Regions from separate parts of the Homo sapiens genome. Here region 2 is linked to region 1. The links are chromatin loops, found by intact Hi-C in ENCODE. Cell type or tissue: Caco-2. All regions are shown on one strand. Each heading gives the region's core, and the rest is flanking DNA. Links, peaks and the distances in the headings are about the cores only.

Region 1 (5,384 bases), core at 297-5,296:
TAAAATCAGATTTTTAAGAATCTCAGAAAAATGTATGGTCTGCAAGTGCAAAAAGCTTAAAAATAAAGATGTCTATGATCTATGAGAAGATTCCATGCATCAGCAAGGAATTGAGTGGGACCCTGGCACTGCCTCACCTAGGAGCTGCCTCTGGCTAGGGGAGAGCCTTAGCTGCTTCATGCCCCCAACAGGCCCCGTAGGCTGCAAGCAAAACTGTGGCTGTGGGTGGGGAGGGAAGAGCCGAAGCTTGTCATAACAGCCCCTAGCATCCAAGAATCCAAAGTGTTTCATCTAAGAATCTCACCCACAAAACACCCCTGGAAGGTGCTAGAGCATGCTAAATACAGCTGGTGAAAGCGAGGTGGAAGTAAAAGCGTGGGGTGGAGATGGCAGAGGAGCAGGTGTCTGCAAAGCCAAGCACCTCCCGGGCCCCGTACGACGACACTGGATGGAACATTCCAAAGGAAAGTGTGCACCATGGTTATTTTCAAATGTCAACCAACCATGTTCTGTAACAATCGTCTCCTACTACCCCAACAATATTCTCATGGAAAAGTATTCTTCCCTGAAAAACGATCATCCAAGAAGATTTCCATCCAACATATCTCCCCAAAAAGGTAAAACAAGCCCTCTTTTATTTAGTATTTGCTCACTGAATACCTCGAGTGAGTTAAGTTCTCTTCTCATAAGCTGTTTCTAAAATCTTCTTAAACACACATTAGTACGTCCAATTTGCAGAGACACATTCCATATTCCACATATCTCTGCAGAATAGCGCTGTCCAAAATATAATTTGAGCCATGAATGTAGCTTTAAATTTTCTCATAGCTGCATTATAAAAGTAAAAAAGACTGGATGGAATTAATTTTAATATCATATTTTATTTAACCCAATATAGCCAAAATATCATTTCAACATGTCATCAATTTAAAAATGATTCATGATCTATGTTATCTGTAATTTGATGATGAATAATTTAGTAAATTTATTACATAAATTTAATGATTTTTTGAGTACTATGTCTTTGAACTCTGGTGAGTATTTTAGAGTTAGAGCACACTGTCCGTCAGACAAGCTACAGTTCAACAGCTCAGGAGCCACCTATAGTTGGTGGCTATGCTACTGCACAGCAGATATAGACAAGCTGAATATGGTGGAGTTGAGCCACCTTCTTGTACTTAGATGAAAGACATTTTAAAGGCTGACGGCCCCTTTCCTGTCATCCTGGCACTTGGTTACTTTTAATACTTTAGAAAACGGGTGGCCAACCCTTGGGCCGTGGACAGGTACCTAACCGCAGCCTGTTAGAAGCTGGGCTGCATAGTAGGTGGTGAGTGGCAGGCGAGGAAGCAAAGCTTCATTTTTATTTACAGCTGCTCCCCATTGCACATGCGAGAGATCTAGGTTGCACGCTCCTTATGAGAATCTAATGCCTGATGATCCGTCACTATTTCCCATCACCCCCAGATGGGACTGTCTAGTTGCAGGAAAATAAGCTCAGGGCTCCCACTGATTGTGTATTATGGTGTACTGTATATTTATTTCATTATACATTACAATGTAATAATAATAGAAATAAGGCACACTATAATGTAAAGTGCTTGACACATCCCAAAACCATCTCCCCGCAACCCTGCTGGTCCATGGAAAAACTGTCTTCTACAAAACTGGTGCCTGGTGCCAAAAAGGCTGGAAACTGCTGGTTTCGAGTAAGGAAGGATACACACAGGAAATCTGTTATCTAGAGTCCCGTTTACCTAGAGATTTTCCCAATGTCCTTATTTGTAATAGTTGTGATATTGGAAAGGTTTTTAAGCCAAAATGAATAACTCCTGAAGCCCGTAAATGCTACTTGGTTGGAGAAAATATGTTCAGTCCTTCTCTTCCCCCAAAGCACAAAAACATAAAAGCAGCTTTAAGAGCCAAAGGTCCCCAGCGCCCGGCTGGCTAGAGTGCATTATCCATGAGGCCCTCCCTGGGGGCTCAAGCAGCAGTGACTACAGCTTGGGTGCATTCATGAGTTTGCCGTTTCCAGGGTGGACCAGACTTCCTCACTCAGCTGTGATCCTTCTCGAGTGGCCACACTACGTCTAGCCTCTGGGCCCATTGCCAGGGAAGACGGGCTGCAGGGAAGTCTCCAGAATAGGCTGCAGTGGCCAGGAGGAGGGACGTCCCAATCAGGCTTTTATAAACAAGGCAATAAACTGCTTAGAAATCCCCTGGTTATAATAGGGCTAACTGTATTTTTTAACTTCCCCATTCTTTGTTGAGGAATTTTTTTCCCATAAAATTTAGAAATACACAACTGAAAACTAAAGAAAAGGTGAGATCCGAAGACGCTACTACTGAGTTCCCATAGATGTCTTCATTATTCTTTTGACAACTGTTGATTTGTTTCCAAATACCACTTTGCTTCTTTCCCTGCAACAAGACAGCCCCTCACCCACTGGCCTCTTTGTGTTCTCTTGCTCTGCTTCTAACTCCCATGTACTGGGGGCTGACATCTGCACCTCCAGCTAATAGTGACAGTAAACCCTTTCTCATGGGAGACACCTGTATAGAGTTAACTTTTAAAATACACAGCAAGCAACGCTGGTATGACTCATGAATACTGGGTGAAAGCAAGGCTTCTGGATAGACTTACTATCCAGGCTGCTTTTCCAGAGAGCGAGAGAGAGTGAGAGAGAATGAATATGAATGAATCTCTCTTTATGTTCAGCACCTGTGTGAAAGTTATAATGTACAGCAGACTGGTAGAAATGACTTTGAAATTCATTCGTGATTCTTGGCAGCTGGGTACCCTTAGACAAGTTACCTAACCTCTCTGATAAAAGTGCTTTATCCTCCATAAAACAGGACTGATAATAATAGCACATAACTCAATAGGGTTGTTGGGAGGACAAAATAACAGAAATACAGAGTGCTCAGCAGGTATCAAACAGGTGCTCAATAAACCAAGGCAATGCCACACTACGCTCAGAACTGGGGTTGTCCATTCAAATGTGGTTGAAGCCATAGAGTTGCAATATGCCTTATGGTTGTGTGCCCAACGTTTTAGACAAAACACTGTTTCTTTCCAAAGAGATATATATTTTTTAAATGTTGCAATATGTATGCTTGAGGAAAATAGCAAATGGCAGAGAACATAAGGAGGAGGCCTTGGATATGAAACTACCAACAAGTTTAGTCACTTTCTGAGCCTGGTTTTCACTGAATATTACACATGACCATGCCAGTCATTGCCAAAGACAATCACCAAGATTCTGCCTGGAGGAAGGTGCAAACTCTTTTTGCTCTGTCCATGGTCCTGAACAGGCAGCTCCCAAGGACTAACTGAAAACATGAATAAGGGGACTGAGTATATCTTCAGTCCTCTGCAGCTCTCCCATTCACAGGCTAAGCTGTTCTCGAATCTGTTCAGATGGGAACCATATTACGTAAGAGTCAATAATCTTACGGTAACTCTGCAGTGAAAATGTCATTTGTTGTAATGAACACTGATCATAAGTTAAGCCTCCAGCTACACTCTCTGTTATTTTTCATTATACTGTTCCTTGCTCTGTTATATTTCAGGAGTACTTGGGGAATTCATCCAACTATGTTCGCTAGTCAGCTCTTCGTTACCCAGATTAGATTCTGCTAAGATGCAATGGAGCAATTTGCAAACACACTGATTCTTAAGGAAATGCATCAGACACTGGTTATATATTCTCCTCTCCTGATGCCAGCAGGCAACCTTCCCCCCTCCTCTTCCCCCTGGTTATTTGTCCCCTTAATTTGCTATTTTCCTCTCTATTTATCTTCCACTCAGTTCACAGTATGGTTCTCCAGGCCCAAATCTGAGAGAGCATTAACAATGCATTTCTGGGTATTTTTTCCTTCAGTAATAACTCTTTGTTCAATTCAACACCCAGAATAATGTTTCCAAAATCATCATCGCCTCTCCCCCAGCTCTCACTTGCAAACACCACTCTGCTTACATTACAGTTATTCCCCCTCTGGCTGCTTTAAAGGACACTAACTCCAAAAGGCACACCAGTGAGGCAAAGCTGGAACTCTTCCATTTTTTAAAAAAGCCAATATGAAAAATTCATTTTGCACGTTGTATATTAAGCATGAGAGTGGAATTTCCATATGTCTCTGTGCTTCCTGCTCCTGGAATTGCTTGTAAGCAGGCTGTGAGTCTCCACAGAGACCACCTTCCTGCCACGCCTCAGTGGTCATGACCAGCACAATGGTTCAGAGACTGTGTGGGTTCATGCCAAGAGTCGGCACCTTGTTCAGAAACACTAGTGGACTTCACCACTCTAACTTGGTGTAGGGCTTCATCCCATCCCCATCTGAGCCTGGGCATCTTTCGTTTTGATTAGACTATTAGCTCTGATCCTGGTTGCCACTGTGCTGGAGAATAAAATATTACAAAAATGACACTGGCAGACATCAAGAATCTGGGCTTGCCACCTTGGTTGTGATTTTAGGGCAGACTTGGCTGGGAATGTTCCCTTTTCAGGGAAATCTAGCTCAATGAACTGAAATGTATTCAGACAGGCATGTTGCAGTAATGCTATATTCTCTGTTACTATACTTTCCTCCTGATATGCATCAGAGAAAAGCTGAGAAGAAACTTTTATTAAAATGTCTACAGCTCTTTAAAAAAAAAAAAAACAAAAAAAACAAACCTTTCCCCAGACATGACATCTTGCTTCTGGTGAGTGCAGAAGACTAACTACTGATGGATATGAAGATCACATGTGTGTAAAAATACATGAAACAATCTATTGCCAGGCTATATTCCTTGGGAATTGGAGGTTACAAGGCAAAACTACTGGGTCGGATTCAGGGGTACTCGCAGGGATTGTGGGCAATAGCATTAACGCCAGAAAAATAAAAGTTCAAAACATGGGTAAGGAATAATGTTAGTGCTGAGATGAGCTATATAACCCTAACATTTAGGAACAAGAAGTACAAAGTAGGTAAGCAAAGCTCCCCCGTACTTAATGGAAATAATCATGCTTAGCAGTTAATTCACCAATATCTAAATTTCAAATTAGGTATAACATATAAAAACTGTAAACAAGCAAAAATAATCTGAAAATGTTGTAGATGTTAAATCAAGAACCAGGTAGTCCATGTTCTTACTAACTTGTGGGATCTAAAAATCAAAGCAATTGAACTCATGGAGATAGAGAGGAGAAGGATGGTGACCGGAGGCTGGAAGGGGTAGTAGGGGGCTGGGAGGAAAAGTAGCAATGGTTAATGGTTAAAAAAAAAAATAGAATGAACAATAATTAAATGAGGCACTATAGTCCCCCCACCACAAGAGAATTGTAATCAATAATTTACACTTAAAAATAAGAGTATCAATGGATTGTTTGTAACAAAGA
Region 2 (5,384 bases), core at 68-5,067, 59 kb after region 1:
AGTTTTACTGCTTTCCCTGGTTCTCAGTGCAGTCACAAAGGTCCTCAGATATAAATTTCAAGAGCATTCCTATTTTGTCTCCTTTCTACTCCCCTTCCTCTGATCTCCCTCATTATTAACTTTCCTAGATCTGTAAATAAAAGGAGGCACACTGCAGTGACCTCATTTTCTGTCTTTGATGGTGGTTTACACTTTTCCCACTGTGATGTCAATTTGCCGTTTCAAGAGTATCAGCCACTGACATGATTCCAGGCAACTATGTCTCCTCAGAAAGCCTGTTGTGTACAAATATGGCTGGTTATATGTTTAAGGTTACCAAACTTCTCAGATAATCTTATATATAGTTATGGCCATAGACATGTTCATTCACCAAGAGGTGGTGCACTTTTCCTTTAATACTGTTGTGCTTTCTGTAGCGGTTCAAGCCTCACTACTTTGACCTGCAGTCTATTACAAAGAGTCTTTGTAAGTTTCTGTTAAGAGGAACATTTATACAAATGTTAGAATTCTGCTATCAGATCTTATTTTTCCCAAAACAAATGCTAGACCAGAGCTGTGCACAGTGTGACCTACAAACGTGCAACTCCTAATATGTTACAGAAGAAAAAAAATTCAGGGCATTAAAATAATGCGCTCACGATCATGTGACCACCCAGAATGTAGAACTGTCATTCAAACCCAGGCCTGCCTCACTCTAAAAGGCCCATGTGATTTCTGTTGTATTGTCTTCTTGAAATTAACATTTTCTGTTTTTTTTCCCCCCCCAAAGCACCATACTGCTTTTTAACCATTTTTCATTAATTCCCCTTTTGGAATTTCTACCAGCTGCTGATCTTTCACCGTGTTTGGCTACTTACCCACCCCAGGGAAAGCCAAGCCAATGTCTTCTTTCCACATCATCAAAGAGAAACCTCCCTCTTCCTAACAGTGACACTCATCTACAAAAGCTGCCATTTCTTCATCTTCTTTTTTTTGTTTGTTTTATGTGTGTGTGTTGTTCCCCTCCCTGTGTCTATGTATTCTCATTGTTCGGCTCCCACTTACAAATGAGAACATGTGGTGTTTGGTTTTCTGTTCCTGTGTTAGTTTGCTGAGGATAATGGCTTCCAGCTCCATCCGTGTCCCTGCAAAGGACATGATCTCATTCCTATATTATGGTTGCGTAGTATTCCATGGTGTATATGTACCATATTTTCTTTATCCAGTCTATCACTGATGGGCATTGGGGTTGATTCCATGTCTTTGCTATTGTAAATTCATCTTCTCTTCTTTATTCATACTTACATGCCCAAAGTCAGAGCAAGAAGGCAAAAGTACTGGTATTTAATAGCATATAGTATGTCTTTCTTACCTTATAGACTGATTAAGAGGAGTTCATAGAAACTGTAGTCTCTCACAAATGGTGTCTAGGTCCATCTTTTCTCCCAAATTATAAAACTAAGATCTAGATAAAGCAGTTTCTACTCAGGCCCATGTAGTGCAAATCAATTCAGTAAGTTGTTTTCTAAGCTGACCAGGTGAATTGTTTACTTCCCATTGCTTATGCTGGAGAATAACTAAGGAGGAAAAACGTAGAACATTTTAAATTACAGAAGAAAGCGCAGGGGCTAGCAAACTTGGCTTGGTGCCTAAAATGAAAAGAGATAGATTTCGACAGTGTTCACTGAGCTTGCTACATAATCGTACATGCTAAAGACCCCTTTTTATTCCATGGTAAGATCCAAGATATGGCCACTCAATCTGATAAACAAAACTCCTCAAAGCAGCTAGCAATGCATACCCACAGACATGAATTGATAAACTGAGAACCTACCTCTTCAAAGCAAAAGGCCCTGAAGCTAGAATATTCTGTTGCTGCAGTATTCTGGGCTGCACCATAATGAGGGGTTGCCAGGCTGGTGACTAATCAAAGCAGGGTTTCTGGGAGGACTTGGCCACAGGAAGGTAAGTTCTACCTCCAGCCTAAACTTGCTTCCTGAATTCCAAGCCCATAAGACATTCTCAATTAGATATCTCTCCACTTAAGGGTCTCCCAAAACCTCAAATTTAGTGCACATAAGACCAAACTCATCTTTCATGCTCCCTGCTTTGCCTCTTTTTCTTCTGGTGTTCCCTTGGTCAGTACTGGTCAGCACCATGGATAGCGCCACAGAACCTCTTTTTTTAAGCCTGAGTCTTGCTCTTGTCACCCAGGCTGGAGTCCAACGGCACAATCTTGACTCACTACAACCTCCACCTCCCAGGTTCAAGTGATTCTCCTGCTCCAGCCTCCCCAGTAGCTGGGATTACAGGGGCCCACCACCACGCCCGGCTAATTTTTTGTATTTTTAGTAGAGAAGGGGTTTCACCATGTTGGTAAGGCTGGTCTTGAACTCCTGACCTCAGGTGATCCACCTGCCTCGGCTTCCCAAAATACTGGGATTACAGGCATGAGCCACCACACCCAGCCAGAACCCTGTTAAAGCTCCTGAAATGACTGAAATGAAAGAACCTTGTGGTAGAACAATTTACACCTACTCCTATGTTCATCACAGCACTACTCACAATTGCAAAGACATGGAATCAACCTAGGTGCCCATCAATGGTGGGCTGGATTAAGAAAATGTGGTAGAAACAGGGTCACACTATGTTGTCCAGGCTAGTCTCGGAACTCCTGGGTTCAAGTGATCCTCCTGCCTTGTCCTCCCAAAGAGCTGGGATTACAGGTGTGATCTTTTGACAATCTTTGATAGCTCCCTTGCTTTCTGGATTGTTAAGATGTTTGAGGCTTTGTTCTACATTCTCCTGATAGGGACCTGCAATTAGTCATTTCCTCAAAGGCCCCAAAGGGGGTTGTTTTGTTTTTGTTTTGAGGCAGGGTCTTGTTCTGTTGTCCAGGCTGGAGTACAGTGGTATGATCTGAGTTCACTGTATCCTTAATCTCCTGGGCTCAAGCGATCCTCCCACCTCAGCTTCCCAAGTAACTGGGACTACATGCGCATACCACCACACCTGACTCAAAGGTGTTTTTTTTTGTTTGTTTGTTTTTGAGATGGAGTCTCACTCTGTTGCGAGGCTGGAGGGCAGTGGCGCGATTTTGGCTCACTGCTACCTCCACCTCCCAGGTTCAAGCAATTCTCCTGCCTCAGCCTCCCAAGCAGCTGGGGCTACAGGCACATACCACCATGCCCAGCTAATTTTTGTATTTTTTTAGTAGAGATGGGGTTTCACCATGTTGTCCAGGATGGTCTCAATCTCCTAACCTTGTGATCGACCCCCCTCGGCCTCCCAAAGTGCTGGGATTACAGGCATGAGCCACCATGCCCGGCTGGCTCAAAGGCTTTTAAGTGAGAAATTGTATATCAGATAATCCAGGATTATCTTATTTTACAGTTTTGCAGTTACTTAAAAAGGTAAATCTGGCCAGACGCGGTGGCTCATGCCTGTAATCCCAGCACTTTAGGAGGCTGAGGCAGGCGGATCATGAGGTCAGGAGACTGAGACCATCCTGGCTAACATGGTGAAACCCCGTCTCTACTAAAAATACAAAAAAAAAAAAAAAAAATTAGCCAGGCGTGGTGGCGGGTGCCTGTAGTCCCAGCTACTCAGGAGGCTGAGGCAGGAGAATGGCGTGAACCCGGGAGGCAGAGCTTGCAGTGAGCTGAGATCACGCCACTGCACTCCAGCCTGGGCGACAGGGCAAGACTCTGTCTCAAAAAAAAAGGTAAATCCATACCTGCCATATGACCCACGCATTCCACTCCTAGGTGTTTACCCAAGAGAAACAATAGCACATGTTCAACAAAAGACTTTTACACAAAAGCTCACAGCAGCTTTATTTCTAATAGCCCCTAACTGGAAATAAGCCTAACGTCCACCAGCAGGCAAAAGGATAAACAAACTGAGGTATATCCACACAATGGACTACAAATCAGCAATGAAAAGATATCAACTACTGATGCATGGAACAAGAATGAATGACTCTCAAAATACTTATGCTGAATGAAAGGAGCCAGTTGTTTTTTTTTAAATAGAGTACACATTATATGTCTATATTTATCGAACACTCTACAAAATGCAAACATACAGTCAGAAAGTAGGTCAGTGGTTGCCTGGGGATGGGGGAAATGAAGGGAGAGGCACAAATGAGAAATATGGTTTATACATGGGCATAAAAAAACCCTTGGGGATGAGGAATTTGTTCACTGTCTTAAGTTGATTGTTTTACAGATGTATATATTTATCAAATGCATCAAACTGTACACCCTAATTGTAGTCTGTTGTATGCCAATTGTTGTCAAATAAAGATGTTAAAAGAAAAACAAATCTATCTGGCCCAATGTCACAAAGCTAGCAAAAGGTAAGGGTAGGGCTTGAACCCAGGCAGCCTGTTTCCAGGGCCAGGCTTACACCCACTGGTCTACAGGTGGAAGAGAACCTAGCATGTCTCCTAGGGCAAGCTTATTCTCCAAGGCTACACCTGCTCCTCATTAAAAGGCACTTCATAGTTTTTGTACATTTCCTTAGAGGGTATTCAGAAGTCCTTTGACCCCATTGAAATGCTTCTTCAGGGTCCATAAGTCCCGCTGGGAGAAGCGTTCATCTCCGGTACCTGGTAGGACTCAGAGACCAGAAGCGCTGTGATACTGTGGTTCTGACAATTGCTGTGGAGTCCCTGTTTCTCTTTTGTATAGCATGCAGCCACACTTATTCTCAAAAGCAGGACATTTGCTCCAACATGAACAGAGCAGCTACAAATTTTTCTTTTTACTGGTGCCATACATAATTAAAATGAAACCATGTTATTTCCACATTTTAGGAGAAAGAAACAAAATACCAATTTTCTCCTCAACACTTAATTAACAATGGGAATTTGACTGGGAGAATTTTTCTTAGCAATATAGGAAATTAATTCCATCTGTGAGAAAATTTAAGCTCAAATGGAGAAGCCCTGTCTTGACAGGATTCTTCTGTGTGGAGAAAAGCCAAATGTTTCTTGAAGCACGTGATCATGCCTGACTGGCGCTGGATGTCCCTGTGTTCAACAGGTCAGGCTCCATCTCAAATGACGCAGGTGGAAGGATGAGCAACGGCACAGCCTCCTGCAGCACACAGATGCTTCTCAATGGGGCTGATCAGGAGACCTCTGGCACCCAAAGACTGCGTGATGACTGAGGGACTCTTTATGCTCGCTTCTGCCTAGGTCCTTAGGTTCAGAGATCAGGCTCTAAGTACTTTTTCTGACTTGCCAACGTAACCCGCACATATTTTAAGGGCTGGGAAGAAGAGCTGCCTCCCCTCCCCTCTCCTCTGCTGTTTATTTTCAAGCAATTACTATAGTTCAAAGCCTGCCAATTTACCTTTTATAGGCTCTTTCACACCATCGTGATGGAACACAAAAGCAA

The links. Peaks named below come from ENCODE experiments on the same cell type or tissue, not always from the same donor. Only the 100,000 strongest peaks of a DNase experiment are listed, where the experiment ranks them.
Region 2: a loop joins it to region 1, with 8 times the contacts of the local background. A loop is called at or near these places in 4 of 110 quality-filtered maps.

What each region holds. Positions count from the first base shown.
Region 1 is chr10:16,609,148-16,614,531 of GRCh38, forward strand. The region is part of intron 8 of RSU1 (Ras suppressor protein 1); the gene reads right to left. Among named protein-coding and RNA genes, the nearest start is that of C1QL3, 90 kb to the left of the region's middle. In Caco-2, for the core only: no CTCF peak of the experiment used is centred there; a DNase peak (open chromatin) is centred at 3,304.
Region 2 is chr10:16,668,617-16,674,000 of GRCh38, forward strand. All of the region lies in intron 8 of RSU1 (Ras suppressor protein 1), which reads right to left. Among named protein-coding and RNA genes, the nearest start is that of RSU1, 150 kb to the right of the region's middle. In Caco-2, for the core only: no CTCF peak of the experiment used is centred there; a DNase peak (open chromatin) is centred at 2,165.